2 separate regions of the Homo sapiens genome follow, and region 1 is linked to region 2. Evidence: read pairs that join two places in POLR2A ChIA-PET (ENCODE). Cell type or tissue: OCI-LY7. All regions are shown on one strand. Links, peaks and the distances in the headings refer to the core of each region. The heading gives the core; the rest is flanking DNA.

What was found. Peaks named below come from ENCODE experiments on the same cell type or tissue, not always from the same donor. Only the 100,000 strongest peaks of a DNase experiment are listed, where the experiment ranks them.
Region 1: POLR2A ChIA-PET joins it to region 2 with 7 read pairs; 5 of 35 experiments call an interaction of 5 or more read pairs at or near these places.

Annotation. Positions count from the first base shown.
Region 1 is chr3:122,635,245-122,651,636 of GRCh38, reverse strand. PARP15 (poly(ADP-ribose) polymerase family member 15) reads right to left here. Exons shown (of 12, transcript NM_001113523.3): 12 at 12,590-15,826. The coding sequence ends at 15,537. Among named protein-coding and RNA genes, the nearest start is that of PARP14, 37 kb to the left of the region's middle. RefSeq lists an enhancer at 15,345-16,392. In OCI-LY7, for the core only: no CTCF peak of the experiment used is centred there; no DNase peak of the experiment used is centred there.
Region 2 is chr3:122,691,059-122,707,450 of GRCh38, reverse strand. It overlaps PARP14 (poly(ADP-ribose) polymerase family member 14), which reads right to left. Exons shown (of 17, transcript NM_017554.3): 4 at 14,908-15,150; 5 at 11,789-12,025; 6 at 5,816-8,061; 7 at 3,473-3,709; 8 at 2,703-2,924. Among named protein-coding and RNA genes, the nearest start is that of PARP14, 18 kb to the right of the region's middle. RefSeq lists an enhancer at 5,861-6,361. In OCI-LY7, for the core only: no CTCF peak of the experiment used is centred there; a DNase peak (open chromatin) is centred at 9,030; H3K4me3 peaks cover 568 bases.

The sequences.
Region 1 (16,392 bases), core at 7,184-9,683, 55 kb after region 2:
ACTTGAGGAGGCAGTCTGTCCATTCTCAGAGCTCAAACGCCGTGCTGGGAGAACCACTGCTCTCTTCAGAGCTGTCAGACAGGGACGTTTAAGTCTTCAGAAGTTGTCTGCTGCCTTTTGTTCAGCTATGCCCTGCCCACAGAGGTGGAGTCTATAGCGGCAGTAGGCCTTGCTGAGCTGTGGTGGGCTCTGCACAGTTTGAGCTTCCTGACCTCTGTGTTTATCTACTCAAGCCTCAGCAATGGCAGATGCCCCTCCCCCAGCCAGGCTGCCGCCTCGCAGTTCAATCTCAGGCTGCTGCCCTAGCAGTGAGCAAGGCTCCGTGGGCATGGGACCCACCGAGCCAGGCACGAGAGAGAATCTCCTTGTCTGCCAGTTGCTAAGACCTTTGGAAAACCATGGTATTTGGGCAGGAGTGTCCCATTTTTCCAGGTACAGTCTGTCATGGCTTCCCTTGGCTAGGAAATGGAAATCCCCCAACCCCTTGTGCTTCCCGGGTGAGGTGATGCCCTGCCCTGCTTTGGCTCGCCCTCCGTGGGCTGCATCCACTGTCCAACCAGTTCCAATGAGATGAACCAGGTACCTCAGTTGGATATGCAGAAATCACCAGCATCAATCATGCTGGGAGCTGCAGACTGGAGCTGTTCCTATTCAGCCATCTTGGAACAGAGCTCAAGAGTGTAAAGGGTTTTAAAAACATTTTTTGAAAGATAGAAATGGTCCAGAAGGGTTTTTTAAAGCAAAATATGTATTTAAATTATGGTAGATATGAAACCATATATAATGAAAGATTAACATCTGGATTTTAAATTTTTATTGTTCTTTAAAAAATACATCAGAGAAATGAAGGAAGGAAGGGAGGGAGGGAGGGAGGGAGGGAGGGAAGGTATTGCCTTCCATAGGACAAAAATACCTTCATGTTCTCTTCCTTTCCTCCATCTCCAGGCATTCAGCCTCCAGGTCTTTCCATCCAGTAGCGTGGAAGGGCTGGGAAGTTAAGGCTATGACTTTCAACTGACACTGTAGGTTACAACGATTTTGTAGATACTAGAGGAAACATGGGCCTTGCCAAATGCTGAGGAAATGGTGAATATGGTTTGGCTTGTGTCCCCACCCAAAATCTCATCTTGAATTGTAATTCCTATAATCCCCATAATCCCCAAATGTCAAGGGAGAGACCAGGTGGGGGTAATTGAATCATGGGGGCAGTTTCCCTCATATTGTTCTCATGAGATCTGATGGTTTTATAAATGTTTGGTAGTTCCTCCTGCATTCACTCTCCTTCCTGCCGCCTGGTGGAGAAGGTGCCCGCTTCTCCTTTGCCTTCTGTCATGATTATAAGTTTCCCGAGGCTTCCCAGCCATGCTGAACTGTGAGTCAATTAAACCTCTTTCCGTTATAAATTACCCAGTCTCGGGCAGTTCTTTATAGCAGTGTGAAAATGGACTAATACCAAGGTTGTAGTCTGGAAAAGGAGGGAAGGATCAAAGTTGGGAGAAGTTAAAAGAACATGGGAGAAAGGAGAACACAGTAGCACAAGGAAGGGAGGAGCGTTCTGTATCCCACTTGCTTCACCTGGTTAAGGCCTGGACGAGGAGACTGCCCATAGGGATGAGTTCCAGTAAAGACATGAGGTCTCTTTTTCCCCCTTACAGTATGGCTACTTCCTTGGGGTACTCAGAGTAAAGAGCACACGGGGTATCTGTTGCAGTTGCATGGTTGTGTGCTCATACCACAGAGAGAAGAGAATAAAACGAAGTCTCTCACCCCAGTCAGTGACAGACACCTGACTGGTGGTGTCTTCAATGTGGATGAAAAACTGGACAGACCCTCTTGGAGATGACTGTCAGATAGAGAGTAAGGTTGAATTACCTAAACAGCTTCCATCTTTCTCCATGGGCTGAATCGCAGTTGAGACTTTCTCTTCTTCTATTTGGGAATTAGTTTGCTTACCGTTATAAAATGTACAATCCATACCATCTTTCCTTTTACTTTTTGTTTGGTGTGTTTTAAATGATGCCTTATCTATAATACACCTAAAGACCCTGACTTGCTCTCCAAAGTGATTACTCTAATTAGTATTTCCACCAGCTATATGAGAGCTCCTGTTCCACAGTCTCAACACTTGATATTGTCGGACGTTTAAATTTTCCTAAACTGATACATATGAAATAATATCTTATAGTTTTAATGAAGTTGAATGTTTAAGAAATCTATTTATTGATCATTCAATTTTCCTCTTCTGTGAATTGCATCTTCATGGTCTTGCCATATATTTGTGAGGAGTCTTGCTTTTTCTCTTGATTCATAGGAGTTCTTTAGTATTATCTGGATACTAGTCCTTTACTGGTTATATGCACTATAAATCTCTTGTTTCAACATGTGACTTGTCTCTTTCACCTTATTTATTGCTTTTTAAAAATTTTTAAAGAAGTTGTAAAATTTTAAGGGATAGTATTTGTTTTTTTAAAAAAATAGGTAAGACATTGATATGATTTGGCTGTGTCCCCACCCAAATCTCATCTTGAATTACCACATGTTGTGGGAGGGACCCAGTGGGAGGTAATTGAATTATGGGGGCAGGTCTTTCCCATGCTGTTCTCGTGATAGTAAGTCTCACGAGATCTGATGACTTTATAAAGAGGAGTTTCCCTGAATATGCTCTCTCTCTCTTTGCCTGCTGCCATCCACGTAGATATGACTTGCTCCTCCTTGTCTTCCACCATGATTGTGAGGCCTCCCCAGCCACGTGGAACTGTAAGTCCATTAAACCTTTTTTCCTGTATAAATTACTCAGTCTCAGGTATGCCTTTATCAGCAACGTGAAAATGGACTAATACAGACATTCTTGAAGTTCAAAATTCAAAGGCATGAAAGTACCCAGTGAAAAATCTCCCTCAGGCTGGTCATGATGGCTCATGCCTGTAATCCCAGCACTTTGGGAGGCTGAGGTGGGTGGATCCCTTGAGGTCAGGAATTCAAGACCAGTCTGGCCAACATGGTGAAATCCTGTCTCTACTAAAAATACAAAAATTAGCCAGGTGTGGTGGCAGGTGCTTGTAATCCCAGCTACTCAGGAGGCTGAGGCACAAGAATCACTTGAACCTGGGAGGAGGAGGTTGCAGTGAGCTGAGATTGTGCCACTGCACTCCAGCCTGGGCAACAGAGTGAGACTCTGTCTCAAAAACAAACAAACAAAAACCTCCCTCCTACTCCATCTAGCCTTCTAGTTTCCTTTCTTGCAAGGAAAACAATGCAAAAAAAATGCTATGCTGCTACAATAAATAACCTTTTACAAATAATCGTTCTTCAGTTTTATCTGTATGACAAATTCCTAGCAATGGAATTGCTGGGTCAAGGATATATGCACTTGTAATGTTGATAGTTATTGCCAAATTGCCCTCCATAGAAATTGAGCCAATTTACCCTCCCACCAACAAAGCCCCCACTTTCCTGCACCTTCGCTGACACAGTGTGTTACAGAACTGATCTTTGCAAGTCTAATAGGTTAAAAAGAGGGATATCTCAATATAGCTTTTAAAATAAAATGTATTTTATTTTATTTATTTTTCAAATAGGTGATATATGCACATAGTATAAAATTTAAAGGAAACAAAAAGGTAAACAGTAACAATTAAGTCTGCCTTACACCTTTATTCCATAGCACCCAGTTCTGTCTAGAGGGAACACAGTTACTAGCTTCTAGTATATCCTTCTAGAGATATTCTATGCACATCCAAACACATATTTAAATATGGGAGGATTTCTCTTATTTGGACAGACTTGTGTTTTCTTTTGCGTTGCAGTCTACAGTGATCAAAAGGCTCTTGCCATCACTATAGCTAGAAATATCTTCCTGTTGGAATTTTTCTTATTTTTGAGACAGGGTCTTACTCTGTTGCCCAGGCTGGAGTGCCGTGGCACCATCAATGCAGCCTTGACCTCCCAGGCTCAAGCGACCCCCAATCCTCCTTCCTCAGCCTTCCCAGTAGCTGGGACTACAGGCATGTACCACCACACCTGGCTAATTTAAAAATTTTTTGTAGACATAAGGTCTCACTCTGTTGCCCAGGCTGGTCTCAAACTCCTGGGCTGGGCTCAAGTGATGTTCCTGCCTCAGCTTCCCAAAGTGCTGAGATTACAGCTGTGAGCCACGGTGCCTGGCCTCTGCTGGAATTTTGAAAGCATTGTTCCATTGTCTTTAAGCTTCGTGTTGGTGCTAAGAAATCTGAAACCATTCTGATTATTGATCCTCTGTAGATAACCTGTTCTCTTTTCTTCCCTCTAGAAGTTTTTCCTTCCTGTTTCTGAAATTTCCCCATGGTATACTTTGGGGTTGGTCTGCATTTTTTTTTTCCATTATGCTGAGCACTAGGTACAAACTTCTAATCTGAAAACTTGTGTTCTTTAGTTTGAGGATGTTTTCTTGAATTATTTCTTTGATTTTTGTTTTTCTCTCTGCTTTCTGATCTCTCTTTCTGATGTTGGACAACTTGGCCTGGTCCTCTAATTTTATATTTGGTTTTCTATTCTCCACTTCATTGCCTTTTTACTCTACTTTCTGAGATTTCCTCAACTTTATCTTCCAATGCTTTTTTTTTCCATTTCTGTTATTATGTTTAAGACCTCTTGCTTGTTTCCTAAATGTTCCCTTTTTATGGCATTTTCTTTCTTATTATAGTTTTTTTTAAAAAGCTTTATATTCTGAGTTAGAGATTTTCCTGCAATGTTTGTTAAACCTTGGTTGTCTGTTTCACAAGAGTTTAAAAAACTAGTGAGAATTCTGAGCTAGTGAGTGGGGCTTATCAACTTTGAGTTTCACTCTACAGGATTTGGTGGCCTGTGTGTTGATGAATCTCTAACGTCAGTCTCTTTAGGTAAAATTTCCACTTGTATAGAAATTTTCAGTCTCTTGCTTGGTGAGTAAACTTCTGGCTGCTGCTATTCTGGGAGCCAAATGGTGGAAGGCAGTTTGGGGAGGGCTGTCATTTCAGGATTAAGCATTTAGTGTGCTTTTGGCTTCTGATTTGCCTATTTTTGGTACAGTACCAAATGCCTTGTCTGTGCCTGATATCCTCAAAGACCCTTCAATTTACTTTTTATAGGGAATAGCTTCGAGATTTCTCCTGGAGTAGGAGAAAGGCAGTTATTCTGGGGAAAGAAGGGGCAGAGAGATCTAGGGATGTACTGTTTCTTAAACGGCTCTCATCCTATCTTTCTTATTTTAGCACCTGCCATGCTTTGCTGCTTTACTGTTAGCGCCAGAGACACTCTCATTCTCAGTTCCTGAGACTTTTAAAAGTAAATCAGGTGGTTTCTCAGCTTTCCCTCCACTTGCCAACTTAGGGTTGAGCTGTTGTAAGTCTGCAGTCATAATCACAGATCCATCTGCCTCTAGCTTCTAATATGGTGTAGCTACATTTCCTCTTCTACCTCCCTGTTCTGGAGGGCATACGTGTCCTTTAAAATCACATTAATGTGGTTTTCCTAGGTTAGAGAAAGCAAAGTTAGATACATCTAATTCAATCAGACATCTTAACCTTGAACCTCAATTTTTAAAATGTTAATGTAATCAAATGTATTTATGGTTGTCTCTATGGTTTGTGCTATTCATGACTTCCCTTCCAAATTTTTGGTTTAAAATAGTAATATGTTTTTTTCATTATCATTTTGGTATTATCTTTAACCCTGGAAGTTATTATTTCAATTTATTTATTTATTTATTTATTTATTTATTTATTTATTTATTTATTTATTTTGAGATGGAGTCTTGCTCTGTTGCCCCGACTGGAATGCAGTGGCATGATCTTGGCTCACTGCAACCTCCGTCTCCTGGGTTCAAGTGATTCTCCTGCCTTAGCCTCCCGAGTAGCTGGGACTACAGTCATGTGCCACCACACCTGGCTAATTTTTGTATTTTTAGTAGAGATGGATTTTCACCATGTTGACCAGGCTGGTCTTGAACTCTTGACCTCAAGTGATCCTCCTGCCTTGACCTCCCAAAGTGCTGGGATTACAGGCATGAGCCAGCTCTCCTGGCCTATTATTTCAATTTAAATATGAGGAATTGAGGCTGAGTGTAAATGACTTGCCCAAGTTTACCCAGTTAGCACATTATATTAGTTCTAAGTTTAGGACTGACCCCTCCAAGTTTGCTGATGCTAGGCCAGGACTACATGGTACCAACTCTTGATATTCTGAAATGAATTTTCTTTCCTTCTCTTTAATTTCTAAATTTTTTTTGTACTTAACCTCTTGAATTTTTACTCTGTTAGGGACTGAATTGCGTTACCCCCAAATTCTTATATTGAAACCCTAACCTTCAATGTAACTGTATGTGGAGATAGAACCTTTGAAAAGGTACCTAAGGTTAAATGTGGGCATAAAGGTGGGTCCCTAATTCGATAGAACAAGTATCCTTAGAAGGAAACAAAGAGACACCAGGGATGTGAGCACCGAGGAAAGGTCACGTGAGGACACAGTAAGAAGGGCCATCTGCAAGCCAAGGAGAGAAGTCTCAGGAGAACCAAACCCTGGTGACATTTGGATCTTGCACTTCCAGCCTTCAGAACTATGAGAAAAATGGATTTCTCTTGTTTAAGCCATGCAGTCTGAGGTGTTTCTCTATGGCAGCCCTAGCAGATTAATGCACTGTCTCTCAATCTGCTTTGCACACCAACCTCTTTTGTTAGTGCATTGGATTAATATTTATTACCTATAGAAAGTTAATGATGACCCCCAAATCCCTGGGTTGTCTGGCAGCAAAGAACAATCTCAGCAAATGGGTTGTCCTCAGTTCTGTTTCTTGGTTGTGTGGCTTCCTGAATCATAGGCCGCTTGCCTGCCTAGTTTATTCTCTAGGTCTTCATACGATGTAGGAAGAGTCAACATGGTGGAAAGATGAATCCAAAGAAGAAAGGTTTTTTTCCCTGAAGCCAAGAGCCCAAATGGCCAAGTCTCACACCCCAAGCCTCCTTTCCCTCGGATCTCACCCTGGCCCCATTAGCCTTTCTTCTTTTCTCTTTTCTTTTCTTTTCTTTTTTCTTTTCTCTTTTCTTTTCTTCTCCCTTCCTTCCTTCCTTTCTCTCTCTCTCTCTTTCTTTCTTTCTTTCCTTCACAGTCTTGCTCTGTCATCCACACTGGAGTGCAGCGGCACCGATCTTGGCTCTATAGCCTCCACCTCCCAGGTTCAAGCGATTCTCCTGCCTCAGCCTCCCAAGTAGCTGAGAGGCAGGGTTTCACCATGTTGGCCAGGCTGGTCTCAAACTCCTGCCCTCAAATGATCCACCAACCTCGGCCTCCCAAAGTGCTGGGATTACAGGTGTGAGCCACCGCGGCCAGCCCCCATTAGCCTTTCAAAGTGAGATGGCTTCTCTGGGGAAGAGCCAGCCCCATGCTTTTCCCATCTCCAGTTCCTTCGTACTGCCCCACTTCCCTTGTATGAGAGAGGGAGAAAAAGGAACTGGAAAAAGAGAGTAAAAAGGGTCAATCCAACAGAAACACATCCCTGAGTATCTTGTCTCAATTATTGAGAGATATCCCTGAGAAAAGCATTCTCCCTTGACTCACACTGGAGTACTTTTCCTTTGCAGGTAGGCACACAAGGAAACCATTTAGTTTGTAGCTAAAGCATGCATCACTTAACTTTAGTTAAAAAGCTTACTGGCAGGGTGCGGTGGCTCACGCCTGTAATCCCAGCACCTTGGGAGGCCGAGGCAGGCGGATCACTTGAGGTCAGGAGTTCAAGACCAGCCTGGCCAACATGGTGAAGCCCCATTTCTACTAAAACTAAAAATAAAAAAATTCGCTGGGCATGGTGGTGGGCCCATGTAATCCCAGCTAGGAGGAAGGAGAATCCCTTAAACCCAGGAGGCAAGGTTGCAGTGAGCAGAGATCGCACCACTGCACTCCAACCTGGGCGACAGAGTGAGACTGTCTCAAAAAACAAACAAACAAAGAAACAAACAAAACTTAATTTAGGCCAGGCACAGTGGCTCATGCCTGTAATCCCAGCACTCTGGGAGGCCGAGGCAGGTGGATCACTTGAGGTCGGAGTTTGAGACCAGCCTGGTCCCCGTCTCTACTAAAAATACAAAAATTAGCCAGTGCCTATAATCCCAGCTACTCAGGAGGCTGAAGCAGAAGAATTGCTTGAACCCAAGAGTCAGAGGTTGCAGTAAGCCGAGATTGAGATCATACCACTGCACACCAGCCTGGACAACAGAGCGAGACTCTGTCTCAAAGAAAAAAATTATTTTTAAGTATATTTTAAAACTTGGGGGCTGTTGGTGGACAATCTAAGGTAACAAAATAAAAGTTATTCTAATGCATGTGATTATTATGCAATCCCCCTTAATTGAATGAAGTATCCTTCTTCCCCCAAGGCTATATTCTTTTTTCAATTCCAGGAAATTTTCTCTTTCATATTCTTGACTTGTGGTTTTTCAAGCTGCCTGTTGGTTGTGTTTACTCAGAAACCCCTTTGGTTAGGACTTTGAATTTGCATACCCTGTTTTCTGAGTTAATTAAGCCTTCTTGACTTCTTGTGATAGGACTACTTAGTGCTCTTTCGTTTTTCAGTTTTTTGCTGTGTTGGTGTGTGTGTGTGTTTGTTTTTTGTTTTTTGTTTTTTTTTTTTTTTGAGACAGAATCTTGCTCTGTTGCCCAGGCTGGAGTGCAGTGGCGCAATCTCAGCTCACTGCAGCCTCTGACTCCCAGGTTCAAGCAATTCTCCTGCCTCAGACTCCCGAGTAGCTGGGATTATAGGCATGCACCACCACTCCTGGCTAATTTTTGTACCTTTAGGAGATACAGGGTTTTACCATGTTGGCCAGGCTGGTCTCAAACTCCTGACCTCATGATCCACCCACCTCAGCCTCCCAAAGTGTTGGCATTACAGACGTGAGCCACTGTGCCCAGCCATTTTTCATTTTATTTGTTGATTCACCATTCTGTAAGTCAGTATACTGTTTTCTGTTTCCATTCATGCAGTGTGGAGTCTATCAACAACTATGGTCTTTCTCAGAGATTTGACACCCACTCCCAGCACTGCCACTTACTAGCTGAATGAGAGAGGCATGTCAGTTGATCCCTTTGAGGATCAGCGTCCTCCATCAAAGGGGCCTCCTTCCTCAGAGGACTGCTACAGAGAGAAGTGAGATACTGTATATATTAAAATGCTCTGTTGGCTGGGTGCGGTGGCTCATGTCTGTAATCCCAGCACTTTGAGAGGCCAAGTAGAAGGATCACTGGAGCCAAGGAGTTTGACACCACGCTGGGCAACATAGGGAGACATTTTCTCTACTGAAAAAAAAAAATTATTCCAGTGTGGTGGCACGTGCCTGTGATCCCAGCTACTTGGGAGGCTGAGATGGGAGGATCACTTGAGGCTAAGATGGGAGGATCACTTGAGCTTGTGAAGTCAAGGCTGCAGTGAGCCATGATTGCACCACTGCACTCTGGCATGGGTGACAAAGTGAGACCCTGTCTCAAGAGTAAAAAACAAGGCCTGGGGCAGTGGCTCAAGCCTGTAATCCCAGCACTTTGGGAGGCCAAGGTGGGCAGATCACCTGAGATCAGGAGTTCGAGACTAGCCTGGACAACATGGCAAAACCCCATCTCTACTAATAATATAAAAATTAGCCAGGCATAGTGGCACATGCTAGTCCCAGCTACTCAGAAGGCTGAGGCACGAAAATCACTTGAACCTGGGAGACAGAGGTTGCAGCGAGCTGAGATTGCACCACTATACTCCAGCCTGGGCAACAGAGACTTCGTCTCAAAAAAAGAAAAAAAAAAAAAAAAAGAACAAACAAACCTCTGTTAACAATAGAAGATTTGGCCAGGTATGGTGGCTCACACCTGTAATCCCAGCACTTTGGGAGGCTGAGGCAGTCAGATCACCTGAGGTCAGGAGTTCAAGATCAGCCTGGCCACCATGGTGAAACTCCGACTCTGCTAAAAACACAAAAATTAGCCGGGCGTGGTTGTGAGCACCTGCAATCCCAGCTACTTGGGAGGCTGAGGCAGGAGAATCGCTAGAACCCGGGAGGTGGAGGTTGCAGTGAGCCAAGATGGCACCACTGCACTCCAGCCTGGGCAATAGAGTGAGACTCCATCTCAAAACAAAAAAAAACAAAAAACAAAAAACAATAGAACATTATAAAATTGTTATTGCTCTATGATGTTTATCATTATCTGTTCTAGATTCTAATACTCCTACTTTTACTTTCTGGGTTCTTGTTTTATCCTGAATTTACACTGAAATTTTGTTTTTGTTGTTGGCCCCAGATTTGTTAATTTTATGTTGTTCTTTTTGTATTGGTACTTCCCTTATCTCAGGCACTTTAATTGGAATTTTAGTGGAATTAATATGAAAAAAAGAGCTCCATCTAACACCATAAACTACAAAGACCTAAAGAGAAGCATTTTCATTATTTTTTTTTTCCGTTTAGGTGGAGGGTTGATCTCGCATTGTACTAATTGAGTAAATTGAATGTGAAAAAGGTGTTGAGAGTTGAGCCATCTAGGTGTGAAGAGACAAGAACACATTAAGCACGTGTAAAGAAAAGCTCAGATTGAAGAGGTGGTTGGATTTTGTGGAAGCCAAAATCACTCCTCTGATAGGTCTTAGTTATAGGGTGATAATTTTAGGAACAAGAGACTTAAGGGAATTAAATACTGTGTAGAAAATGCCCTTCTCAGTGAAATAAAGAAAAGAAGATTAGAGAATATTTATATCCTAGTGACCACAAAAATAACATAAACAAAGAGAAATGGGCCAAAGGTCTTTTAAGTTATTCATACTTTGAATTTAGTTGCAAGATTCCCTTCCTATGTTTACTAATGTGGTGAGACCAAAGCTAGGATATGTAATAATTTAATCAATTAATCTTGTAAAGCATATTTACTATAAAGCTTATTTACTAAAAGAAACTGTATTTGTTCTAGTAAAGTACTCAAAAGAAATTGAATTTGATCATACTAGCTATGAATGATCTCACCAGCCCTGTGATAACCTGCCACACTGTAAATGAATTTGTAAACCTTGTGTTCAATTAATACATTACCATATATACTATGTGGAATTTGAGTGGCTATCTACTATTGGTGCAGAAAAAAATGAAAATATTTCCTCTGATTCATCCAAGCAGAGTGTGTGTCCTTTTTTTCCACAAGTGAGAGAAAGAATTAAAAGAAACAAAAAAAGGAATAAGAAGGAGAAGAATGGTAAGAAAAGCAATAAGAGAAGATATTTGAGACCGTGAAGCCTTCCGTGAAAGAAGGCTGCCAGTCCAGAATTAGAGCTCATGGTCTCTGGTCTTGGATTAATCAGGTACCATTTGCTTGAACTCTGAAGATACAGAGAAAAGAGATGGATTTCTTCAGTAATTAACAGTTTGACAAGACTTCTAATTTTGATACTAAGCTAGATAACAGTTAGTTCTTAGGATAAAAGTAGAGACCATTCTAGTCATATAGAGAGAAAACATCAAGCCAAGTGGGAAGGAGATGGACTTAAAGGATGGAAAGATACAATTTAGCTTCAGACTGATGGAAGGTAGAATTTCTAAATAACTATAATTATTGATTGGTTCATAGTTTGTTCCTCAAGAAAGAATAACAACTTTAATAACATGGGTATACTTTACTCAAAACTTCTTTTTTTTTTTTTTTGAGACAGAGTCTCACTCTGTTGCCCAGGCTGGAGTGCAGTGGCTCACTGTAAGCTCTGCCTCCCAGGTTCACGCCATTCTCCTGCCTCAGCCTCCCGAGTATCTGGGACTACAGGCGCCCGCCACCACGCCCAGCTAATTTTTTTTCTATTTTTAGTAGAGACGGGGTTTCACTGTGTTAGCCAGGATGGTCTCAAACTCCTGACCTTGTGATCCACCCGCCTCGGCCTCCCAAAGTGCTGGGATTACAGGCATAAGCCACCACGCCCGGCCCACTGTAGTCAAAGCTTCTGTGTCTTACTCCTGAAGTAAGGGTACAGCAAAATAAACTGGGGAACAACATCCTTGAGTAACAACATTGGAGGAGGCAACAAGTCAGCAGCAGACATTGTAAATAAGAGTCCACCTAACCTAAGTAAAAGGGTCTTTTCTTTTTGAGATAGGGTTTTGCTCTGTGATCCAGGCTGGAATGCAGTGGCAGGATCATAGCTCACTGCATCCTTGACCCCCTGGTTCCAAGCAATCCTCCCACCTCAGCCTCCCAGGCAGCTGGAACCACAGGCATGCGCCACCATGCTGGGCTAATTTTTTTATTTTTGTAGAGATGGGGTCTCCCTATGTTGCCCAGGCTAGGAGTCCTTTCTTGTTCTAACATGGCTCACTAGAATTCTGCACTGGTATTGAGAACCAAGGCCCAGGCAGGAACTGCATTATTTAACCATACTTTGTTCTCTGGGACTATATTTCCTTCAGGCGTGCTACAAATTGCAGCAATAGAGCATTTTAACTGTCTTGTTGAAGGTAGACTAGGATCTTTGCATCTCATATTCTAACCTCATATTTATCAAAAATATAGGTACCTTATTTTGACATGACATGTAGGTAGAAACAGGCAATGAAATACGGTGCAACCATTAAAAATGATACGTAAAATATTTAATGACGAGGAAAATGATACACTGCAAGATGAAACTGATTATTAAACTATAAATAATGATGATTACATTTTTAAAAACTTTATAATTCTATATACATAAAATAGGGAAAGATATAAAGCAGAATATCTCTGCCATTAAAATTATGTTTACAGAAAAAATAAGAACACAAGAGAACAACTTGTAATGTTTAATGAAAAATGGTAGAAATATGGGATCTAATTAAACTAAAGAGCTTCTGTACAACAAAAGAAACTACCATCAGAGTGAACAGGCAACCTACAGAATGGGAGAAAATTTTTGCAATCTACTCATCTGACAAAGGGCTAATATCCAGAATCTACAATGAACTCAAACAAATATACAAGAAAAAAACAAAGAACCCCATCAAAAAGTGGGCAAAGGATATGAACGGACACTTCTCAAAAGAAGACATTTATGCAGCCAAAAAACACATGAAAAAATGCTCATCATCACTGGCCATCAGAGAAATGCAAATCAAAACAACAATGAGATACCATCCCACACCCGTTAGAATGGCAATCATTAAAAAGTTAGGAAGCAACAGGTGCTGGAGAGGATGTGGAGAAATAGGAACACTTTTACACTGTTGGTGGGACTGTAAACTAGTTCAACCATTGTGGAAGTCAGTGTGGCGATTCCTCGGGGATCTAGAACTAGAAATACCATTTGACCCAGCAATCCCATTACTGGGTATATACCCAAAGGATTATAAATCATGCTGCTGTAAAGACACATGCACACGTATGTTTATTGCGGCACTATTCACAATAGCAAAGACTTGGAACCAACCCAAATGTCCAACAATGATAGACTGGATTAAGAAAATGTGGCACATATACACCATGGAATACTATGCAGCCATAAAAAATGATGAGTTCATGTCCTTTGTAGGGACATGGATGAAGCTGGAAACCATCATTCTCAGCAAACTATCGCAAGGACAAAAAACCAAACACCACATGTTCTCACTCACAGGTGGGAATTGAACAATGAGAACACATGGACACAGGAAGGGGAACATCACACACCGGGGCCTGTTGTGGGGTGGGGAGAGGGGAGAGGGATAGCATTTGGAGATATACCTAATGCTAAATGATGAGTTACTGGGTGCAGCACACCAACATGGCACATGTTTACATATGTAACTAAACTGCACATTGTGCACATGTACCCTAAAACTTAAAGTATAATAAAAAAAGATTAAAAAAAGAAAAATGGTAGAAATAATATTATATGATTTGTGACAGAACAAAATGTGATTTTGACTTTGTTGAATTTGGACAGAGAAGAAACTGGAAGGGAGACATGAGAAATTGGCAGTGGTTTTCCCTTAGTGCTGGAATTATGAGTGAGTTTGGTGAGTTATTTTTCTTTATACTTTTCTGTTCTCTTTAAATGCGCATGTAATTTATTTATGATAATGTAAATACTTCTTAAATGTCTGTAACTCTTCAAAAGTGATGCTTCAGGATAAATGAGCTGCTAAGCATTTTAAGAATTTACGTAACTCTAATATACTGGAGGGAAGGGATGGATCTGAAAGGCTACCATCAGTAAGAGGAATAAAACTTGCTCTGTGTCCTCCAGAAGTCTGGACAGTGATCAGCAGGTAATAGACACAGAGGAACTGATTTCAACTTTTGAAAAAGAGTTTTCCACTAATTAACACTGTCCCACGGCGGAATAGGTTCCCTGAAGATGTTGAGTGCTGAAAGTGATCAAGCAGAGGCTAGAGGGCTTCTTGCCTGGGAGCAGGGGAGGGTTGGGGGAGAAGGACAAGAGGACAGTGGGGTAGGTGACCTCTAGCATCATTGTCACTGCTAATATTCTATCTGTGCATTCATTTGCTCATTCACACAGCTTCCAAGATGGCCCCCAATGATCCTTGCCAGTGGAGTATTCATGCCCTTGTGCAATTCCCTCCCAGACTGAACAAGCTGATCAAAATAATCAACAGGATACTCGTGGAAAAGATGGTGCATGACTTCAAACATAAAGATTTGGTAGCTTCTGCCTTGCTCTCTCTTGAGTTGCTCACTCTGGAGTAAGCCAACTGTTGTGTCATGAGGACACTCAAGCAGCCTGTGGAGAGGCCTGAGAGGAGAGGAACTGAGGACTGCCAATACCTGACAGAAACGTGCCAGGTATGTGAGTGATTCACCTTGGAAATAGACCTCCAGCCCAGACAAGCCTTCAAACGACCACATCCCCTGACATCTTGTCTGTAACTTCAGAGAGACCCTAGCAGAATGATCCAGGTAAGCCATGCCTGAATTCCTGACCCATAAAGACTGTGTGGGATTAAGTCACTAAAATTGGGGGTAATTTTTTAATATTAGATAACAATGCGATACATTTTTACCTGAAATGTAAACAGGTAAAATCTGTTATGATTTGTTCCATAACAGAGTTAATATTCTGTGATTCAGTCATTTCAGCTGAACTATTGACAAGTTTTCCTTAATAAGGCAAAATCCCCAACTGTGATAGATGCATAACGGTAGCCGCTCCACTTAAGCAGTACAGTTTAACCCGCCACCATTCGATGTCTTAACATGTTCCAAGAAGAACAATGTCATCTTGGTTTTAAGGTGATGCATCTTGTTTTTTTCTGATAGAAAAAGAATAATGTGCTTTTTATTCTCCTAGAGATTTGGTGTCTGTGAATGGTTGTAGCTCTGTGACATTTACCATACATTTCTCAGCTTCCACCCATCAATTTGCTGAGAAAAAAAGGTATGCTACAAATCGCAGCAATAGAGCACTTTAAAAAGGTAATTTTCAGCATTTTGGCACCTAAAAGGGAAACTTTCATCTGCTTACACAGGCCAGAAGCAAAGACAAAGATTGCATGTTGTTCTTACAGATGACTTAAATCATCTCTTTGATGATAAAAATATTTTTAAGCCGTGAAAGTTATGAGATATTCTGGGTAAGCCTGATTATCAAAGAATACCACAAATAGCTTTGGAGATCGTGTATTGTTTGTCACTGAGTCAAAGAGATCTGTGGGATTGTGAGGATTCTTGGGTGGAGGGGTGACTAATCCTGCACGTCCCTTTGTGAAGACTCCAGTAAGTACTCGCACAACGTACATGTGCTTTCTCCCATTGCTGTCTGGCTTGGAGTAGGTGTCCTTGGCAGAATAACTGGCATCCACAGCAAAATAGGTTCCTTTTCCATAGGATACAGCTGGAAAGAGAAAGACAAAAACCTTCCTAAGAATATAAAATTACACAATGTGTAGAACCATGCCCAATCTGACAAAATTGTTTTCTAAATGCAGTTTTAGCCAGGTGTGTTGGCTCATGCCTGTAATCCCAACACTTTGGGAGGCTGAGGCAAGAGGATTGCTTAAGGCCAGGAGTTCGAGACCAGCCTGGCTAGCATTATGAGACCCCTTCTCTACAAAAATAAAACAAAATTATTAGCCAGGCATAGTGGTGCATGCCTGTAATCCCAGCTACTCAGGGGACTGAGGTGGGGGCATCATTTGAGCTCAAGAGATCAAGGCTGCAGTGAGCCATGATCTTGCCACTGCACTCCAGTTTGGGTGACAGAATGAGACCGTCTAAAAAAAAAAGCCCATTAAAAAAAAAACTGCACGTTAAAGTTATTTTTCATCATTTCTAAAATTCACTCCATCTTCCCTTAGAAGGTTGCCAGTCTCCTTTACAGTGAAACACAGTGAGCTCTATTCTGACAGTGATAATACAGCTGCCCACCATGGTTCCACACTGCTTGGGTATGAAAAGTCT
Region 2 (16,392 bases), core at 7,683-10,182:
TATTAAATAAAATAATTTATAATCACAATCCTTTATTTATTTATTTATTTATTTATTTATTTATTTATTTGAGATGGAGTCTCATTCTGTCACCCAGGCTGGAGTGTAGTGGCACAATCTTGGTTCATTGCAAACTCCGCCTCCCAGGTTCAAGTGATTCTCCTGCTTCAGCCTACTTGGGAGGTAATTTTTGTATTTTTAGTAGAGACGGGGTTTCACCATGTTAGCCAGGCTGTTCTCCTGACCTCAGGTGATCTGCCTGCCTTGGCTGCCCAAGGTGCTGGGATTACAGGCATGAGCCACCGCTCCGAGCCAATCCCACTTTTAAAAGTACATATGTAAAAAAAAGCAGGCTGGAATAAAATCCAACTAAAGAATTTATGCATTTTGCATTGTTCAAAGTTTCTACAATGAACATGAATTACCATAATGGTCAGTCAAAGCAAATAACTTGCCAATTGTAAAAACTACAATGTTAAGAGAATGACCATCACAAGGTCCCAAACACTTCCGTTTTTAATTTCCTATTTGTACCAAAAGAGGAGGGGCTGAGGAGTCATGATTTTTGGAGCAAGTAGCTGGTGTATGTATTCTAGTGTTAATAAACCTGTGAATTTCATTTTTTTTTTTTTTGCCTGTTGGTGACCCTCCATAATCATCATTTTCTTCCTCCTTGTAAACAAGCAACAGATAATTTTGTTGGAAAAAAAACAAGTAACATCTTGGCTAAAGATAGATGCAATAATGGGAGAAGGAACCAGAGAGAGGGTAGAGCAAAGATCTCAGACTCACAGGCTTCTAGGAGCCAGGTAGGTAAGGCACATGTGTAAAGGTGGTCTGATTTGACTATGGAGAACTAGAGAACACCTGCCACTCAGCCATGGAAAACTTCCTGTCCCAAGCAGGAAGCCATGTTTAATGTGCCAGAAGTTTTGAAGTTTTAGGTTGTAGTGAATATCTAGAGTTTTATGTAAAATTTTTGATTTTTAAATGTTAGCAACTGATTGAAATTTTTTTTTAATAATCTAAATAAAGCACATCTAGAGGCCATGTTCAAATCACAGGACTGCTGCTTTGCATCCTCTGTGACAGTCTCCATCTATAAACATCTCGATAAGCTTTGCTGATTTTTTTGTGCAAATGTAACCAAAGTTTAACTGTCTTTAAAAGTCTAAAGAGAAAAAGTGTAACAGACACATACAGAGAATTTCAAATGGTACTAAAGGCATCTGTATAGACTAATTCTTTTTACAGAGTATTTGAAAAATACTCAGTCTTCAGGAAAGAAAATGAATGCTGAGGTTGCATGAAAAAGAGTGATATTTGAAGGTTCAGGTCTGTGTCACAGGACTCATGCTGTATTCAATCACCCATGCATTCAAAAACAGCACTTCATGCCTCTCATTTAGTTCATTTTGTGTATATAAATCTTAGCTCCAAAGTAATTGTGATTTATAGGAGGGAAAGTATGTGCTATTCCTATTCGTCCTGTTCCACGATCCACATCACCTTGCACAATGCAAGTCATAGGGAAATTATTTTAAAAGCTTCTGTTGCACAGAAGAGTAACTAATTATACGGGACAAGTAAATGGACCACATATTTTACTCAGGTGGTTTGGCTGCCTGATCAGAATTCAGGTCAGATTTACTTGCTTCCAAAGAACTTATAGGTAGTATCTAGCATCACAGAAAAATGAAGCATTACCTAAAAATTCAGATGGTCCAATGATCCACAGGTATCTCTTGGGTTGCTGATCTTAATCTGTTTGATCAATTTTTGCAGTACCTTGGGAGCTTTTCAAACACTGAATGTCATCTACTTTATTTGATTAAGTAAAGACTCGGAGTGCAGGGATAATGGCTTAAAAGCCTGTTGTGCTGCCATAATGCTGAGTCCAGTGGCTCTCCCACAGCTGATGTGAGCTGAATCATGAACTCATGATTGATGATAGTTCTGGTGTTTCTGGTCCCAACTCTCCTATTTACATGGGAATGTGCTAATCCATTCTAACCACACCTTCTGACATCTTCCTATTGATAAGGCCAGACTGTGCTTTTATACTATGTATTAAAATTTCTATGTCCATATGGAGGGAAATCCTATAGTCAACTCCATTGCAATATGTGGGCCTTATTTGGATTCTGATTCAAACACAAAGCTGTAAAAACAAAACGTTTATGAGATAGTCAGAAATTTGAGAATTGATTTGATAATTGGTTAAAGGAATTATTGTCCATTTATTTTAGGTGTGATACAATATTGTGGTTATGTTACTTTTTTAAAAAGAATTGTTATTGTTTAAAATAAATGTTGAATTGTTTATGGATAAAATGATATGTCTGAGATTTGCTTCAAAAGAATATAGAAGGAAGGGAAATAGATGAAGATAGAGATGAAACATATTGGCCATAGGTTGATAACTGTTGAAGTTCAGTGATAGGTACAAGGGACTGCATTATACTATTATGTCTACTTTTGGATATGTTCAAAATTTTCCTGAATAGGAAGTTAAATTTTTTCTACATCTGTAACTTTTCTTAAAATTTGTCATGCTACAACTACAACTACAAGTATAAACTACCTTCTTACTTTCCTGAATGGGGAAATGAATGAAAAAAGTATCCTGTTAGACCAAAAAGACATTTGAAAAAACACTAGGTCTCAGTTGCCAAAATAATCAGAAATTAGTGGCACTGTACCTGAATATTTTCATGATCACTCGGGTGCAGCAGAAAGTGAACCTCTTGTAAAGTTTTCAGCTGATTCTTGCTACTAAATTTGAACACCTCTGAAATGATTAATTCAGCGAATATGTTTTTAGGAAATCCCAAGTTTCCTGTTCCTATTGCTGGAAATGCAATTGATTTTAAGGACAAGCTCTCAGTGATCTCCATACATTCTCTGATTATGTCTTCCATTATCTGAAACGCACAAAGCACATCCTTATACATCTTGTCTAGAAATGGGAGTTAGAACAAAAAGGACAAGAATTTAGCAACTTTGTGAACTTGAATACTCCTTTTTGCTGTCAACACTGATTAAGGGCAATCAGAAGAGGAAAGAAAAATACAGGAGAAGGCAAGGAAAAGGAAAAGAGAATGCGAGAGACTTAAACACATTCACAATGAAGGAAAGAAGCAAAGCAACTACTGTTCTTTTCCTTCATTCTCTTCCATTCTTCACACCCTCCTCTGGCTTTCTTCACTAAGCAAGCAATAATATTATCTTCAGTAACCCTTCCCTGAGCTCCAATAATTATTGAGCACAATAATCCATTTATAGTATTAACTAGTCCTCAGGAGAAGTCAGCTACAGCTGAAAGAAATGGCCACATGATGGAATCTGCCAAAAGAGTGATTATTATGGAAGAGAAACAGACAAGGCCCAATCTATGTCCAATTAATATGCTACTAAAAGGAGAACCCAAAGGGCTACCCAACTTCATGGAGAATTCAAAACCAGGCCCAACCTTGAGTGAAGATGTGCTACCATTTCTCCACTCCGGAGCTACCACGTGAAGCACATAGCGACAGTCCAGATTCCAGCTGCTGGTTTTGAGCACTGTGCCCATGCTGACAGCCACCCCTTGTCCAACTGTGTCCAATTCCTCCTGGAGCTCTGGTCCAGCTTTTTCCAAGAGGGACTTAGAAAGAGGCCCTCTACTAAGCACGAGATCCAAGGGAACGGAGTTGACAACAACATCGGTCTTAAAGACAAAACCAAAAATTTGTTTCAAATTTTAACAAAAAGCATTCATCAATGATTACTATATTTGAGGCACTGGGCTTGGCACAATTGGAGACAACTAAGATGACTACGGTTTCAGTGATTGAAATATCAACATAAGACAAAGTGTGACTAAATACTTATTGAAGTGACACTTAGGAAAAAAAGAGAGCAGTCAAAAAGTAATCTATGAATGGTATGGCATCACTGAAGGAGTCCAGAGAAAGCTGTTTCAGTAACTAGTGAAGATACCATGGGCAATGTGGGGTTTGAGAAATGGGAAGAATTTCAGCAGGCAGAGCAAGACAGGGAGCAGCATGAACATAGGCATGGTGGGTTGTGAGCTGTGAACAGATTAATTTGATCTGAGAGAGCTTCTGCAGCAAAATGGTATGCTCCAGGCTAGAAATGTTACACTGGGGGTAAACTAGGGGGCCCACCTCGAGTGCCAAGACATCTGGACTCCCTGACAGAAAGGGAGCAGCCCCGGAAGCTTTTTCATCAGTGAATGTGAGCAGATTAATCGGGCTAGATTAGAGAGGTCAAGAGAACAGAGGAGAGGGAATGTAACCAAGTGATTTTCAAAGCTGCCCTGCCTGGGTCACTAAGGAGTAATGCAGAGCAGTTATTACAGCCATGGAAGCTAAGCATCTATGGGAGTGAAAGGAAAGCAAACTATGACTGTTTTTTGTTTTTTGTTTTTTTTTTTTGTTTTTTTTTTTTTTTTTAAGAGAGAGGGTCTTGCTCTGTCCACCCAGGCTGGAGGGCAGTGGCATGATCATAGTTCACTGCAGCCTCAAACTCCTAGGGTTCAAGTGATCCTCCCACCTCAGCATTCCGAGTAGTAAGGACTACAGGTATGAGCCACCATGCCTAGCTGGGAAAGAATGTCTTGATATTTGGTGTCAAAAGAGACAAGGAATGAAATTCATTCCCATAACTGATGCTTGGTCCAAAGAGTTTTTATTTAATTTTTTAAAATGAGACACAACATTATTTTTAACATTTTGAAAGAGTGCAATGGTTAAGAGCCTGAACAAATTCCAATCCTGGCTCTACCATTTGCTAGTTGGGGGATGTGGGCAAATTACCTAACCCCTTTAAGTCTCACTCCCTCATCTGTAAAGTGAGAATAATAATAATCCTAGAATCTGCCGCATGGCAGTGAATGAGAACATGCATGTCAAAAACAGCACAGTGCTGGCTGGACATGATGGCTCACGCCTCTAATCCCAGCACTTTGGGAGGCTGAAGCAGGCGGATCACCCGAGGTCAGGAGTTCAAGACCAGCCTGGCCAACATGGTGAAACCCCATCTCTACCAAAAAAAATACAAAAATTAGCCAGGCGTGGTGGCATGCACCTGTAGTCCCAGCTACTCGGGAGGCTGAGGTGGGAGAATCACTTGAACCCAGGGGGCGGAGGTTGCAGTGAGCCGAGATGGTGCCACTGCACTCCAGCCTGGATGACAGAGAGAGACCCTGCCTCAAAAAAATAAAAAGAAAAAGAAACATATTAGCCTCCCTCCAACCCCTGCCATGCCCCTGCAGCCTACAAGAATTGTCCCCACATATTGCCTGGCACCTGTAACTTCCTCAGGTCCACTTTTCACTTCCTCACTGGTGTTGGGCGCTGATGGCCCCTTAGACTCTGGCCCCAAGCTCACTCTTGCTCAGCATCATTGACAAGATTCCTGTCCTCTGCATACCCTATGCTCTGATTGTTCTGTATCTGCTGTCAGTAAATTAGGAAATTAGTCTTAGATTTACCAAAACACGGCAGGTGTAAGGTATAGAGAACTGTCTAAACGTGTGATATTATGGAGTTTTACATCTACTGGAAATCTAGCAATCTGACCTCTATACCCTTTCAGTTCTCACAAATAATTGGCCGATCTCTATTAGTAAATGATTTGGTAAGAAGCCCAATTATCTAAGGAAAATTGTTTCAAGGCAGGGGTGGAAGGCATGGGATTCTCTCCCTTGATTCTCACCTTGGTCCTTATCTTTCTTCAGCCCTCCATGAGAGAGCCACTGACTAAGTAAAGTCACAGTGCCCTGGTGGTGTTCTGTAAAAGCGACACTCACCTTAGCATTCTGCACACCCTCTTTCACCAACAGCATCTGCAGGCCTCCCGGGGACACCAGGCTTCCTTTTTCCCATGATGTTTTCCCAGGCCCCGCTGCTGCTGGTGGTAAACCTGGCGGGGCAGCTGTATCTGGCAGGGTGGCTTTAAATACAGTTTTCACAGCTTCTGCAAAGGCCTCAACAGTCTTCTCAGATACATCCACAAGGTAGATTTCTTTCAAGCAGTGTCCATCCTTCTTGAATTGGAAGTTTTCCTTGATGGCAGAAACAATGGTCTCCACGCATCGGCCTAAGGGAAAGCCAAAGACTCCAGAACTAATAGCTGGGATGGCTATGGATCGGTACTTGTATTTTTCGGCTAGACAGAGACTGAGTTGCACAGCTCTCCTTAATAGGTACACACACCTCGGGGCCTCATATCCGCTCCAGCGGGGCCCCACTGCATGGATCACGTGGTGGTAGGGCAGCTTTCCTGCCTTGGAGATGGTGGCATTGCCCGGTAGGAGTCTGCCCTCTCTCTTCACTATCTGGTCACAGTCGGCCTGGAGCTCAGGGCCAGCTGCTTTTGAGAGCGCAGCGGCCAGGCCACCATAATGCTTAAGGTCCTCATTAGATGCATTCACCACCACATCGACAGGAAGCCGTGCCAAGTCACCCTGCTGCACAATCAGCACAACGCCAGGGGCCAAGACTGTCCGAGAGAAGCACTTCTGCCCAGCGGGGCTGCCTCCCTCCTTCATTACTTCATTCTCCTGTAGTTCAATGTAACAACCAAACAACCGTTTGATCTCACTTTGATAAAACCGTGCTTTATCCTGGAAGAACTGCTTGGCTCCTGGCTTATCAGTATGGACACTTTTAACACAGACTGAATCCCAGACTTGCTTGACAATGTCCACTGCCTTCAGTACTTCGGTCTTTGAGCCAGTTAGTAAAATGCCTTTTTGTTTGTTCTCAGGATTGAAACTTACCTGCACATTTACCTTCTTTATCTTTGGCCAGAATAGCTTCTTTTCTGTCTTTAAATAGTCAATAACTAAGGAAGGCTTTACTTCAACCAGTCTCTCTATTTTCATGTTTTGTTCAACGAAGTTAAAAAGCAATTTATAGGTTTCATTTACTTCTTTTACACAGCCTGTAATGATGACTTCAGCTGTGGTTTCTGAAGTTAACTCATTGATGATTACAGTGTTTGGGGAGGAATTTTGTTTCTTAAGCAAATTGTGAGTGAGCCCTTTCCATTTCTTGCCATGAAGAACTTCTTTGTTCTCAACTTCAATGCGCTTATAATTTAAGGCACTGAGCATTTGCTTTTCTGCTTCTAACAGGGCTTCAGAAGAACAGCTGGTTAAGAGAACAGTTGTACCCTCTAGCTCATAAAGTGCAAGAATCTTCTGTGCTATGAAAAGACACTTAGAGAATTCTTTCCAGTTTACCTGTTGCAAAAACTGAAAAATCTCAGGAGAAACCTGAATGTTTTTCTGAGCCATGGTGTACACCTTTTCCTGGATTTCACACTTTGCTTTATACACATCTGCACTAGGTCCTTTCAAGCACAAGTGTTGAGTGACTCTATCGTAACAAATCTCTATCTCTGGGCACTCCGTGAGTAAATGGTCCAGTAGACTGCTGTGACACAAAAGAAAATACCTGCCTGGAGAAATGATCATTTTTTCCTTCAAACTTTGCTCTTCCCTTTTAATTTTTTGAGTAGTGCTTTCTATTAACTCCCTGACTTGTACCTCAATGCTTTGGACATCCTCTGATTTCCCTGCTAAGATTACCATCTCCTTAAGTGTATCAAACTCAATCAAAATCCTGTCATCTTTCACATCATTTTTTATGGTGTCCCACATTGTTGGATCCACTTTAATTGGGTTGACTTTATATTTAGACCTGATGCTAGAGAGTGTTGTGGAAGTATCTGCCTGCCAGGTCTTGATTCTCGGTCTTCCTTCATTGACTAAGGTGGCTGCTGGTCTGATGGTAACTTTACCACTGAGTTGGGACCACGTGAGCTCACAGTGACAACGCCTCATTTCATCGTTTATCTCCTCAATGAGGTGATTCTTTTTCTGTAAGAACTTCCATAAGGGAAGATCTAGTGACTCTTCAAATGGTGCTGGAAGCTTGATCAGAGGCTTCTCCTTTCCATACAAGGCTGTGCCCAATGAGGCATAGTATGGGAACACAGAAAGTGGCATTTTATTGAAGTCGAGTTTTGTGGCCATGATGGTGTCTAACACTTAAAAGGAAAGAAGTAAAATAATGTAAGCCCAGGATGATATATGGCAAATAAAAACAAAACAAAATTTTCCTATTTTAGAGAAAAAAAAATCTAATGTTTTTCTAACACTTAAAGGAAAGAAATAAAACAATGTAAGACCAAGATGATATGTGGCAAAGAAAAACAAAACAAAATCTTCCCATTTTAGAGTAAAAAAAACTAATGTTGGTAGAATTTTGATGTTACAGCGTATTAAAAAGCAATATACTCTCAAAGTGCTCAAATATAAACTGATATGTGTTAGCAGTGCACAGGTATCCCTTATTGAATGGAATAATTACTTTCTAGCCAAGATCCATCTATGTTGAAATCTTGTTAATTAAATTCTGTTTACTGTTTTCCTGATATTACTGATATATCACCATCATGTTAAGAAATACATGAGTTTGGTCACAATCGTGAGAATAATGTTTGCCCTAGTATAAAAAATATTTTGGTGCTCAAAGTATAAAAAATATTTTGGTGCTCAAAGTGAAGCTCACCTTAGTATTATGCTATTTGTTCTTCTTGTACAGTCCTATAATTTTAGGCTTCAAAGTTGACTTAGATTAACATTAATACCTCAAAAAGGAGGAGCATAATAATAAATTATTATAGCTTAGCATGTGTCACACACTATTCTGAGTGCTTTACATATATTTAATTCATTTCATCCTCACAACAACCATTTGAGGTAGAGACATTATTATTATCATCCTACTAAAACTGAGGCTAGGAAAGGTTAGATAACTTGGATAGGGTTACATAGACTGCAGATAATTCAGCTGAGATTCAGTGGTTGTCCAACCCCAACGCCCATCCTCTTGCCCCTCTACCAAATCCAAGTTATCATCACTGTCCTCTGAGAGCCCAGCCCCACAGACTATGATTCAGTAAGAACCACACCTCCTCCTGGCCCTGCTGGAATCTCCCTTTTCCACTTCACTGGGTGTGTTTGCATGTGTGTGCATGTGCATGCTCTTCTCTTCCAAGCCCCTCCTCGTTTTGTGTAAGTTATTAAGCAGAGCATCTGCAGAAAGGGAATCAGAATGTGCTCCAATAACAACTTGGGTTAAAAGAGCAACCTTTGTGGAAAGATGTTAAAAATAACTTCACCTTGTGTATGATTGGGTCCTAGAGCTGGTATCAAGCATGAGGGAAAAGCAGTGGCCTTCAGAGGCCCAAACATATAGCTTCAACTTCCCTGTGGCAGCCCTGAGCTTTATAGCTTCAACATGGCTCTGTGGCAGCCCTGAGCCTGGGCAGTATTTATGATTACCAACTTACTGAGCACCATCAGGCACCAGGCTCTTTGCTGGTATTATTTCATTTCAACCTCACAGCATTCCTCTAAGTAACCAGTAATGTGAACCCCATTTTACAGATAAGAACACAGAGGCTTAGGTGGGTTAAAGTAACTCGGCCAAGATTACAAAGCTAGTAAGCACCAAGGCCAGGAATCAAACTCAGGTCTGTCTGACTCAAGAACCATCACAGATGTCACCTTAATATGCCTTAAAGTCTCCATCCTGCTTTTCTTGTCTGTAAGGACAAAGTTTATCTAACTGTGCAGATTATTAATGGGATTGTGAGATACTGTAGCAGAAAAAACAGCAAAAGATCTTACAGACATAGGTGTTCAATGAAAATTCTCTTAAGAAATAAAACAGATTTTGTGAAGTTGAACCAAATAATTTTACAGTAAAATGCCTAATTTTTTCCTTTCAAGAAATCTACATAAAACACAATATTGTACAATAAATTCTCTTTTAAACCAAGCTCTATCTACCATCTGCCTCATTATTGGCAACCCATTGTGAATGGTGAAATATCCTATAAGAAAAATTAACGTTATAGGTGAACAGGAGATTTGGAAAGAGGAGAGAAGTTAGGGTATATGTTATGGGACCAGAATACCCAAGTTCAAATCCTGACTATGTCACTCACTAGCTGTGTAATCTTGGGCAAGTTATTGGACCTTTCTGTGCTTCAGTTTCGTCATGTGCAAAACAGGGATTATAACAATCAAGATGCCCATAAGACTGTCTGAATGCACTTGGTAATAACCTGCGAAGCTATGCAAATGTAAGTTAAAATTAAAAGAAGGAGAAGCTAAGCTGGGTGCAGTGACTCACGCCTATAATCCCAGCACTTTAGGAGGCAAAGGAGGGAGTATTGCTTGAGCCCAGGAGTTCAAGACCAGACTGGGAAACATGGCGAAACTCCATCTCTACTAAAAATACAATATATTAGCTGGGTATGGTGGCATGCACCTGTACTCCCAGCTACTCTGGAGGCTGAGGTGGAAGGATCACCTGAGCCTGGGGAGGCTGATGCTGCAGTGAGCCATGATCATGCCACTGCACTCCAGCCTGAGAGACAGTGAGACCCTGTCTCAAATACATAATAAAATGAAAATAAAAAATAAAAAGGAGAAGCTAGAGAACATAAAAGAAAGTCAGTAAATCACAGATGGTGGAGGACAGAGAATGAGTGAGTTTGGAGGAGGAGGTGTGGTCAAAAAAGTTAGATGGTGCAAAGAGATCAGGGAGAAAGGGAACCTTTGAGAGTGCCTCATAGAGTTTACATGAATAGCTCTGGCAGAAAATAAACCTTAATTAAATAGTACTTAACATTAGTTGTATATGTGCAGAATAGCCCTTCTGAGGACAAACCCAACAGCCCCATGCCCTAAAGATGTTTGAAAGCCCTGAAAATATCAACTCTCACCACAAACTGGGAGGTTAATTTCTAGGGTAGAGGATTTTATGTACCCCTCTCTCTCCCTGGGCCCAAGACCAGGCAGAGGGAGATTTGAATATGTGACAGAAGCTCCTCTTTGTCCCTTTGCCCAAGGAATAGTAGGTCTTTCATTCCATTTTAATTCAAACCATACTTTCATCCAGTTTTCCCAACACATGAAAACTGAGTTGGGAAAAGGGAGGTTCCTTCAAGTACCTTGTTGAAACAACTTCTCTCAAGTGGGTGGCATACCACATTATCCTATGTCATGCCCCACCCTGATTAATCCCAGGCACAGTTTTCCTTCTTTTCCCAAGAAGCCTGGCCCCCTAATTCCTTCTGCTCAGCCTTGACTTCTGAACACAAGTGGAACCTCCAAGCTGACCTTGCATATGCCTCAGAGAACTGGCAGTCTATATCACAAAACACTCAGAAGTGTTTCTCTAAGGTTCAGCTAGACATGGGTTTCACAGGGTCACTCCAAACAATAGTCCAGCAGGCATCCACTGGTCATGTGAAACCACTCCTGTCCATTTTTGAATGATGATACAATAGGTGAAAGGAGTGGTACTTTATAGGAACTCTATGAGTTGCTGAGTATTTCTTTACCTAACCTTGTCATAATTAATTTGAGAGCTTCTATCAAGTGTGTGGCTAAAACACAGATCATCTCCTTTTTAATATATTATTTCAAAGATCCCAAGAATATATTTTTCAGCCCATCATAGGTAGAGACTCATGAAAAAACCTCCTTATATCTTTCAAAAACTTGATTTTGCTTCTCTAAAGTCTGAATCACTGGCCTTATTAAGCATCATATCGCAGATGAACAGGATTATTTATTCAATTCCCAAAGAAATACATAAATAAACAAATAAAACACATCAGAACTAAATTTATAACTATTAAGCTCTGCTAATAATGGCCTAGATTATGCCAGGTATGACAGGTTAATAAATATTACCTTTTCTGTCAAAAAATTCAATCAGAGCTGAACTCTCTTCAGGAAAATATTCAACATTGGCAACTCTTCCCCCTCCATTATAGGGATTTTCAAAGAAAAGTTTTAAACTGTAGTCATCAGCACCAGGTGGCAGGTTTTCAACCCTGATTGTGTTTGTCACTTCCAGAAGTCTTGGAGAAAGCTGAAGTTGTTTAATTGAATGGTGCTTGGTACAATCATCAACAAATCTTATAGTATCTACAAACCAAAAAAAAAAAGAAAGAAAATCAGTAAATTTTTATTGTATCTTTATGTTGTATAGAAGAAAATGTCTGGCTACTAATTGAAATAAAAGGAAGAGCTAAGCACTCCATTTTTAGACACAAGATTTTAATACCTACATGAGAATTTACATACCTAAAACTCCCAGTCGCTGGGCGACACACACACGAATGTCTTACTTGGATTGCTGCCACTGAGCTGTGTCCCCACTTCCTGCCCCAGACCTCACCAACCCTCCTGAGGGTTTTCCCTACAAATCTCATTTCACCCCTTTCTCAAGCCCTTCAATGGCTCCCCATTACCTGCAGGTATGAGCGTTGACACTCCTCAGCCAGGTGTACAATGCCCTTGGTGATGTGACTCGAAACTAATTTCCAAGCATCACCTTCGGTTATTCCCTGCCATTCATTTTATTGTCCGTGTTGCCACAAAAACTAGTCATTATTTTTGTAAAACCCCTTCTCCTTGAAAGGGTCTTTGTGTATACAATTTCCTGCATTTGGAATGCTCTTCTCTAGTTTTTGTCTTGATCCTATTCATCTTTTAGGACTCAACTCAATTGTCTCTTTAATAATAAGTATTGGCCGGGCGTGGTGGTTCATGCCTGTAATCTAAGCACTCTGGGAAGCCAAGGCAGGCGGATCACCTGAGATCAGGAGTTCGAGAAAAGCCTGGCCAACATAGTGAAACTCCGTCTCTACTAAAAATACGAAAATTAGCCAGGCATGGTTGTGCGCGCCTGTAGTCCCAGCTACTCAGGAAGTTGAGGCAGGAGAATCACTTGTAGTGAGCTGAGATCACGCCACTGCATTGCATTCCAGCCTGGGCGACAGAGCAAGACTCTATCTTAAAATAATAATAATAATAAGTATTGATGGTGGGCCCACGATGTGCCAGGCACTGTGCTAGGATCTGAGGATACAGAAATAAATATAACAAATCTTTGCCAGTGCATCATCCATGTGGGAGCAAGTCTTGAGAGCAAATAAATTGCCTATTGTGGGATCAAATGAGGTGGGAAGACTAATACTGGGAATCAGACAATGGTTCCCAGAGTAAGTGGCTCTGATCTGGGTTTTGAACAATGAAGAGGGGTTTACCAGATGGATAGGGAAAGATCTATGTCAAGCAGATGGAATATATTCTGGACATTATGAATATAAACTTCACAGAAGCAAGACCAAGCCACCTTGTTTGGGTCCCTTTCCTCCCATTTCCCACAGCTTTTTGTTCACAGCTTAGAGACAGCTTCTTCTCTTGGACCTTCTTTATTTGTTTACATATGGGCTTCCTCCCTGACCCCAGGCTATGAGTTTCTCAAGGGCAGGAACCTGATTATTCATCTCTGTGCCCACAGCACCTAGACCAGTGCCTGGCACATATTAAGCATTCAAGATTCTGATCGATGAACAAAAGCAAGTCCATTTAGTTTTTCCTTTGTAAGAAACAGTAATAAATTTGAAATAAGAATAGCTCCCTTTCAGTCATTACTACGTCTCAGGTACTACGTTAAGTTGTTAAGCACTTTTCTTTTTCTTTTCTTTTCTTTTTTTTTTTTTCAGACACGGGGTCTCACTCTGTCACCCAGGCTGGAGTGCAGTGGCATGATCTTGGCTCACTGCAATCTCTGCCTCCCAAGCTCAAGTGATCCTTCCACCTCAGCCTCCTGAGTAGCTGGGAGGACGGGTGTGCGCCACCATGCCTGGCTAATTTTTGTATTTTTTTTGTAGAGATGCAGTTTCACTATGTTGCCCAGGCTGCTCTCAAACTCCTGGACTCAGGCAATCCATCTGCCTTGGCCTCCCAAAGTGCTGGAATTACAGGCGTGAGCCACTACACCTGGCCCTATGTTAAGTACTTTTCAAACATTATCTCATTCAATCTTTACAAAAACTATATTAGGTAGGTATTATTGTACCATTTTATAGATGAGGAAAGTGAGGCATAGGGAGGATAATAACTTGGCCAACCTCATATAACTAGTTAAATGGCAGAGCTGGAATTTTGACTCCATGACCTGTGCTCTTAACCGCTCCACTGCCATGGCCATGGAATAGTGAAGGCTTAGAATTGGAAAATGTACTTGTTTTGGGTGGTGACAGCTCTCTTCCCAATCTCAGAGATTGTCTACAGATTCCTGACAATTACCTTAAAGAGCACTCATTGTCTGCATCACACGCACTTACTCATACCTACATATGTGAATGACCATGAAAGTGCTAAGGACATATCAGGTAAAGAGGTAAGAGGACAGGTGTAGAGATAGGCTGCCTGGGTTCAAACCCAGTTCATCCATGCATTCGCACCTTTGTGTTTTGTCTCCCCAACTGTAACATGGGGATCAATAATAATAATCTCATAAGGTTTTGGAAAGGACAAATAAATTAATACACGTAAAGAGGCTGGCATAGCACCTGGCTTATAGTAAGCACTCTATGAGAGTGTGTTATCATTACCTTCCATGAAGTCCAGTTTGGTAATACAAATATTTACTTCACCCAGTGAGATAACACATGTGAAAAAGCCGACTCCTGTACTTGGAATCACTTGGACTTCAGATGTCTATTTGCTGTGTTCACGCACTTTCTTACCCTCTCTGCCTGTCTCTCTCTCTCTCTCAGTCACACACACACACTTGGGCACTCCTGCAATAAAGTTAATTCTACTAAAAATATGGAATTTGGTTTCAATATGAATATGCTTCACTTTCAAAATAAAAAAAACTATATTAACTTGGAAACCTCTCTTAGTAGCTACTAGAAAGAGTCAAACTTTCAGAGATGTCCCCCTAAGAGGTATCTCAAGTCTCATGATGTGGTACAAAGAAGACAGGCAGAGGAAGTGTCACTTCATCTTACCTATGTGCTTTTGAAAGGTAACAACAGCAACATCAAAATCTCTTATTATTTCCACTTGAAAGTCATCATTAGACAGGCCACTTATGTTCTCCACTAACAAGATTAGCATTATGTCAGTCACATTTGCCTTGAGGTTTTCAAATGCCACCAAAGAGGAAATATTTTCACATTCCTCTGGGATATCTTCCATTTTGTCTAATCCACCATCAAGAGGGAGTTTTGTATCCAATTCTTCTGACACATCTGATTTTAGGAAGACAAAAGAGGTACAAGATGTTATACTTATCTACCATGGTCTTAGCAAAGTAAGTTATCACAAGGCACTGCCCTCTCTCCTTGCCAATCTCTTGGCTAACTCACAGAATAACAGACCTTGGATGGCTTTTTGCTTTATTTAAATAAAAACAACATGTAACATGTAATTGCCTATTATTAAAATTCATATTTTTAAATTTTCATTTTGACAAAATAGGTCTGTATTTTCAAGATTATAGGCATTATAGGGATAAAAAGATTTTCATTTATTGCTGGTGGGTACATATATTAACCTCTGTGGAAATGAATTTTAAAAATTTGTCCAAAATTATTAGTGATAAGAAAAAATATTCACATTACTTAGCTAAGTAAATAGTCATTTATAGAACAATTTACATTATAGGACTATTTTTATATGTGAATTTTATATTAAAATTATACATAATTGAAGTTTAATTTTATTATACCCTTTTCTGCCTGGCCTTTTTGAGGAACCTGCCTTATATTTCCTAGCACTTGATATCTATTTCTAGCACAGCACCAGACTAAAATTATTCAACAAAGCTTCTCAAAAGCGAGACACATGTTTATTCATCCTTGTATTGCTAGCATATGGTATATAATTGAGGCTCAGTAAATGTTTGCTGAATTGGAGATTTACTGCTTGGGTCACTGGAGGAAAGCAAGACTATCTGATGATGCCCAAACATGGGTATCACCTAACACATTATACTCCAAAAAATAGTTAAGTTCCCATCACTGAAAAGAAAAAAGGATCCCTATAGCAAATGATTAAGGAATACACACAGAAAGTGAAATGGCCAAGGCCTGCTGTATACGAAGCCCGCTGAATGGCAATCACCCAGCTGACTCATTCCTCTCCACTGTTGACTGTAAAAATGAGTTACACATACACACAAGGTCAGTCTCACTGTATGCTTGTCCACTGAAGCATGGTGGGTACGATCTGATCTTTAGGCATTCTGTGGACAGTTTTTCAATGGGGACTCTTATCGTGTTCAAGACCCTGGATGTAAGGAGAAGTAAGAATATAAAAAAACATTAGTTAAGAAATTTACAGATTTTCTAATGGAGGTATATGAGGAAAATGACATGTGTAAATGTTCGCAGTGGCCACATAAAATGCTCTGTGTGCACCAAATCCATTTTGCTTACTTCCTGGACAATATTTCTCAAGTTTTCTGCAGTTCAGTTTCAACAGTAGTGTCC